Regions from separate parts of the Homo sapiens genome. Here region 2 is linked to region 1. Evidence: read pairs that join two places in POLR2A ChIA-PET (ENCODE). Cell type or tissue: K562. All regions are shown on one strand. Each heading gives the region's core, and the rest is flanking DNA. Links, peaks and the distances in the headings are about the cores only. Region 1 overlaps SPPL2B (signal peptide peptidase like 2B). Region 2 overlaps REXO1 (RNA exonuclease 1 homolog).

Region 1 (2,890 bases), core at 185-2,684:
CATTACTCCCTGGGAAGCTGGTATTTTTTGTAAGGGATCAGGGCTCACCCCTGCCACCCTCTGTCCGGAACAGACCCGTGAGAGCGCAGCGCTCAGCAGTCCCCGTGTGCAGCTGGGGACGACTGACTTGACAGAAACAGATTCTGGACTCGAGTCTGGAGGCCGCACTCAACAGGGCGGGTGGCGGGCGGGAGCTGGGGCCCAGGCACCACAGACAGCCAGGGTGCGGGCTCTGTCTCTGCGGCCACAGGGAGCGCTGCTTCGGAAGTGACCACGTGCAGCGAGGGGAGGATGCCGGGGCCTGGGGCCACGCCTCGGTCAGTTCCCGCACGGACGTCTCTGCCCTGGAGTCAGGAGGACCCCATCAGTGAGTAGACCATGCCAGTGGCAGATGTCCTCGTGGGTTCCAGAAGCTCCTAGCTGCTGGGTCCAGAGGGTTAAGAACCCAGGCACCAATGCCGCTGCCACAGGGAGAACCGAGGCCCAAGCCCCTCTCAGCAGAAAAGCAACACGGGGCCCACACGGGAAGCGAGGTTGGGTGCCGGGAGCTACCAGGACCTCCCACGACCCAGTCCCTCCCTCCCAGGGCTCCAGGGACCCCTGAGGGCCTGACCCAGCCTGCCTGGCGCCCACCCCTGCTTGTCAGAAGGGCAGTCTGAGAGACGTCCACCCCACCAGGTGGCACCAGCAGGACTTCTAGAAGTTGCGACCATTTATTAAAATGGGGAGGAGTGTGCAGGCATGGCCAGGCACCTCTGGCTGAGGGCAGGGCAGGGCCTTAGCCAGGGGAGCAGCTTGTCCACTTACTGCCAGCCTTGTTCACGCCCCAAAACCCCGCCCCACGGGCCTGTCTCAGCCAGCGTCAGGGGCCAGAGGCCGCCCCGGCCACTGGTCCGTGTCCTAGGCTTGGAGGCAGCTTCCAAACCTCCCAGGGGCTCCGATCTGCTCAAGAGGGAAAAGCGATGCCTTCTGGGAGACAGAAAGCTGCTCTTCCACCCGGAGAGCAGGATGCCGTGGGGAGGGAGGTCACCTGAAGGCCGAAGCAGCTGGTGAGCACCAAGTGTGGCCGCGGCCAGAGTCCACCCACGCCTGCTCACTCATGCAGACGACGCTTGAGGGTCTGCAGAGAGGCCGGGCAGGGCCTGCGAGGACGGACCCCGGTGGGGAGGATGGACCCGCAGAGAGCTTGTGGCAGCCGGGCGAGCTGGGAGCAGCAGGCGTGCAGCCGGGGCAGCTGGGCTGGGCGCGGGCACAGACCGCAGGGGTCTCGGCAAGGATGAGCACCATGTTGGGGCGGGTGGGGACGGCACAGGCCTCGGTCCCGGGGGACAGGCGTCTGTCTGTCTGTCTCCAGTGGGCGCCAGGCAGCCCCAACATCTTGGTGTGGCGGGCACGGCAGCGAGCGTCTCACCCCTCCCCTAGGCCGAGGCGCCAGGCTGGGTTACCGGGGACGGCTGGGCCTGGTCCCGGCCCTCGGATTCAGCTGGGCTCCCAGGCTCCCGCATGGGGGCTCCAGCCCCCATCTCCTCGGACGTGCGTGATTTTGGGGACTGCTCAGCAGGCCAGGGGGATGTGGCTGGTTCTTCGCTGGGCGGCTGCGGGGAGAGTGGCGTGGCAGAGTCTTTGGGAGGCTGCGGGCCGTCGGCTGGTGCTGGGGCCCACGGAGATGGAGGTAGGACTTTCTACAGGAGAAGGGAGGCAGAGGTGAGGCGGAGACAGGGACCCAGAGGAGGACCCTGGCAGGGGCCAGGACACCCAGCACCCGCAGGCCACGGGGGCAGGGTCAAAATGAGGCGCCATCCCCAGGGGCTCTGGACCCAAGGAGGGGGCCGGCTCCATAACCTACGGGCACCCAGGACCCTGTCCATCGGCACAGGTGCCGCGGGAGGGCCATCCGAGGCCAGCAGAGGCTGGGAGCTGTGCAAAGCCTCTCCAAAGAAAAGCCTGGACTACCGTCTCTCGCCCCTGGGCCTGGTCCCCGGCTTCTCCTGAACCTTCTGAAATGCCCATCAGAATGGGGAGACCTTTGGGGTGGGGGTGCTGGCCCCAGGAGACTTCTCCCTGGGGCCTGGTCTCAGGCCATGGTCCCATCTGTGGGACCCATGAGCCCAGCTCGGCACTGGAACCACAGCTCGACCCAATGCATCACACCAGTGCGGCAGGGACGGGTGTGGTTTAACCTCCACAAAAACATGACGTAGGACCCCATGCGCGGCCAGCACCGCTGAGAAGCGCGGCATCTCCCCCAGAGGGAGATCAGCTATGGGAGGAGCTGCACCCATGCCCAACAGCCTGAGGATCGCCCTATGGCGCAGGGCTGCTCCCTGGGCGGTCATGGACTCCAAGAGGCGCTGCCCGGAGGGGCGGGGGCAGCTCTCGGGCGCAATGCGCCTGAGTCCCGGGAACCCAGGAAGTCACCTGAGCGGCACACTGGAAGGGGGGGTCCCACCCACTCCTGTTCACAAAAAATCACAAGAGCAGAACCGACGTGGCGTAAGCCCTCCCTGCATCTCACGTTTAACCCTTGCCAACCACCCCCTGCCTTGCCAAGGGGGACAGGGGACAGGGCTTCCACAGCCAGGGCAGGCCTGCTCCCCTCGTCCAGGGCCCTGCGGCCCCACCCCCAGTCAGGCGCCTCGCTCTCGGCAGGAGAGGCGATGGATGCCCGATGCCCACGCAGGTGGGGCACTACTATTTGGGAGAAGCAACTTTAGAAAGGACATGGCACCCCCGAGTCCCAGCCGGCACCCCCGCGTCCCACCCGGCACCCCTGGGCCCCACCCGGCACCCCCGCGTCCCACCCGGCACCCCCGGGCCCCACCTGGCACCCCCGCATCCCACCCGGCACAGGAGCTGCACGCACGTCCTTCCACCGGGGCCTCACGCGCAT
Region 2 (2,890 bases), core at 185-2,684, 520 kb after region 1:
CCAAAGTGCTGGGATTACAGGTGTGAGCCACCACGCCCAGCTGGTTTTTTTTTTTTTTTTTGAGATGGAGTTTCGTTCTTGTTGCCCAGGCTGGAGTGCGGTGGCGCCATCTCAGCTCACTGCAGACTCCACCTTCCGGGTTCAAGCAATTCTCCTGCCTCAGCCTCCTGAGTAGCTGGGGTTATAGGCACCCCCACACCCGGCTAATTTTTTGTAGTTTTAGTAGGGACGGGGTTTCCCCATGTTGGCCAGGCTGGTCTCAAACTCCTCACCTCAAATCATCCACCTGCCTCGGCCTTGGGCTCAGCCTCCCAGAGCGCGGGGATTAGAGCCGTGAGCTACTGCGCCCAGCCTGTTTCTACATTGTTTTGAAAGGCAGTGACCTCTGTCCTGGTTACCGTCCCTGTCCCCTAGCCTCGAGCTGTAAGCCTTGGGACAGCAGCGCGTCCAGTCATGGCATGTGGGGACGGCCGCCCCATGAGGTGAATAAATGCCCAGGACGCCCCAGAGAGCAGAGCTGGTGGTCCCCGGTCAGGCCGGGACCTTTTTCTTTTTCTCCCCTGGACCCTGCCGTGTGGCTCCACCTGCTGGGCGGTCCTGGCACTGCACACTGCGCTGTCGAGGTGGGGAGGGCGGTGCCTTGGAGCAGAGGGGAGGCTCGGATCGCAGCCCTGGGGGTCGAGGAGAACCCTGGGGGCAGTGGGGTAGACCCCAGGTGCCGCTGCTGCAGGCACAGCCCAGCCTCCACAGCAAGCTCTGAGACCTGGGTGGAGTCTGGTGTGGGGGGTGGGGCAGAGCTGGGCCACCTTGGATTTCAGAGAGGGTATTGGAAGCTGCTGGGTGGTGGAGGTCCAGGCCCCCGGCACTGGCTGGACTTTTCCTCGAAGCCCTCTCCAGGTGACCCTGTTTCTGCCCCGTGTGGTCTAGGAGCTGTGGGACCTCCTCTGGGTGCAGAGTGCTGGTCCCTTTGCCTCTGAGCAGCGGGTTCCTATCTGTCCAGTGGGCTGTGCATGGAGGGCCCCGGGCGCCCGCATGTCCAAGGATGGGGCTGGAGGACGTCCCACTGTGAGGGTTGGAGGGGAGGCCCCAGGAGCAGGGACCCCCAGAGTGGACGTATGGCCATTTGTGGGGACCTTATGGTTACTCTGCCGTCCGCAGGAGGTGGACTTCAGGGGTGCTGTCCTCCAGACCCCTCTTCCCAGAGGGTCTGTTATGGGATGGGCGCTCCCGTGGACACAACCAGCCCCTGCCTTGCGCTTCGCGAGGGTCAGCCCCGTGCCTTCTCTGCCGCTGTGGCTGTTTTGGGAATGTCCTCTTCTGTCTCCACCTTCAAAGCCTCAGGCCGCCCAGATGGCTCCCCCAGGGGCTAGGTTGGGGGTAGTCTTGCTTATCTCATGCCGCAGTGTCAGGCTTATCTTTTTTGTCCAGCTAAGCCCCAGGCGGGAGGGACTGTCTGTTTCCATCTGGGGTCTCTGCCTGGCCTGTTCTGGGCCAGCATGCGGGGCCCACTGCCTGGGCTGGAGGGGCCAGTCCTGCTGATGCCTGGTTGCGTTGAGAGCCCTGCGGGCCCACCGAACGGTGTCCGGAGCAGGGGCTGGGCCTGCCGGGTTCTTTTTTTTTTTTTTTTTTTTTTTTGAGACAGTCTTGCTCTGTTGCCCAGGCTGCAGTGCGATGGCGTAATCTTGGCTCACCGCAGTCTCCGCCTCCCGGGTTCAAGTGATTCTCCTGTCTCAGCCTCCCAAGTAGCTGGGACTATAGGCGCCTGCCGCCACGCCCGGCTAATTTGTGTTTTCTTAGTAGAGACGGGGTTTTACCTTATTGTCCAGGCTGGTCTCGAACTCCTGACCTCAGGTGATCCACCCGTCTCGGCCTCCTACAGTGCTGGGATTACAGGCATGAGCCATCGTGTCCAGCCAGCCTGCCGGGTTCTTTAGAGCCACTGAGTCTCCCCGTCTGGGTGGGAGGGGCCTGGGGCTCCTTGTGGGGCTAGGAGCTGCCGGCTCTCGCTGGCACTGGGTGTCCTCATCTTTGAAATGGGCTGACTGAGAGAAGACAGGAGTTTGGACGGGTCTCACTAGAGAACGTTCTGGAAGTTCAGGTTGGGATCTTCGTGCTCCATGATCTTGTCATTTTTGCTGCCTTTCAGTCTCCGTGTGGGGTTGGAGCTCATGCCAGGTTCTCCCCATTGCTGGGGACAGGACAGCTGTGTGGGTGGATTGAGTGTGGTGGGGCGGGGGCAGTGGGAGCAGAGAGGAGAGTGGATGCCCAGGGTGAGGGGTTTCTGGGCCAAGGGAAGGTTTGGGGGCCAGGAGATGGCCTTGGGCAGATAGTGCTGGTCCCAGGCCCCACACCTAGAACCCTGGGAAGAAATATCATCTTTGTCATCCAGCCCGTCCCGGGGCTGCAGGGCACTGGTCTCAGGAGATGCGGTCAGGATGGGTGGTGTAGGGAGTGGGCTCTCTCCTAGGCCGGGACAAGGCTGGGCTGCGTTGCCCTGGGCTGAGCCCTGGCTGGAGAGGCTGGGGAAGATAGCCAGCCAGGCGTTGTGGCCTCTCAGGACCACTGGGGCTGGGTGGTACCTCCCAGTCCTGGCCTTGGGGTGAAGCAGGGAGGAAGGGGCAGCTCCCAGGCCTCTGGAGGTAGGCTTTTCCTGTCAGCCAATTCACCATGTTTCCCAGAAACAGACTGACCTGGGCCACATCCAGGAAGGAGCCCACCTGCTCCTATCCAAAGTAATTCCCAGCCGTGGGACGGGGCCTGGACGGGCCCCTCCTACTTCCAGAGTCGGCATTCATTTATGTATGTGTGTGTGTATGTATGTATGTATGTGTGTATGCATGTATAGCTCTGTCGCCCAGGTTGGAGTGCAGTGGTGCGTTCTCGGCTCACT

Evidence for each region. ChIA-PET counts read pairs that join two places held together with the same protein. Peaks named below come from ENCODE experiments on the same cell type or tissue, not always from the same donor. Only the 100,000 strongest peaks of a DNase experiment are listed, where the experiment ranks them.
Region 2: POLR2A ChIA-PET joins it to region 1 with 5 read pairs; 2 of 35 experiments call an interaction of 5 or more read pairs at or near these places.

The regions. Positions count from the first base shown.
Region 1 is chr19:2,351,738-2,354,627 of GRCh38, reverse strand. SPPL2B (signal peptide peptidase like 2B) reads right to left here. Exons shown (of 15, transcript NM_152988.3): 15 at 1-1,682. The coding sequence ends at 1,419. Among named protein-coding and RNA genes, the nearest start is that of TMPRSS9, 7.1 kb to the left of the region's middle. In K562, for the core only: no CTCF peak of the experiment used is centred there; no DNase peak of the experiment used is centred there.
Region 2 is chr19:1,835,489-1,838,378 of GRCh38, reverse strand. The region is part of intron 1 of REXO1 (RNA exonuclease 1 homolog); the gene reads left to right. Among named protein-coding and RNA genes, the nearest start is that of REXO1, 12 kb to the left of the region's middle. RefSeq lists enhancers at 326-1,320, 1,987-2,890. In K562, for the core only: a CTCF peak has its summit at 592 (motif pointing left); DNase peaks (open chromatin) are centred at 578 and 1,388; H3K4me3 peaks cover 1,571 bases.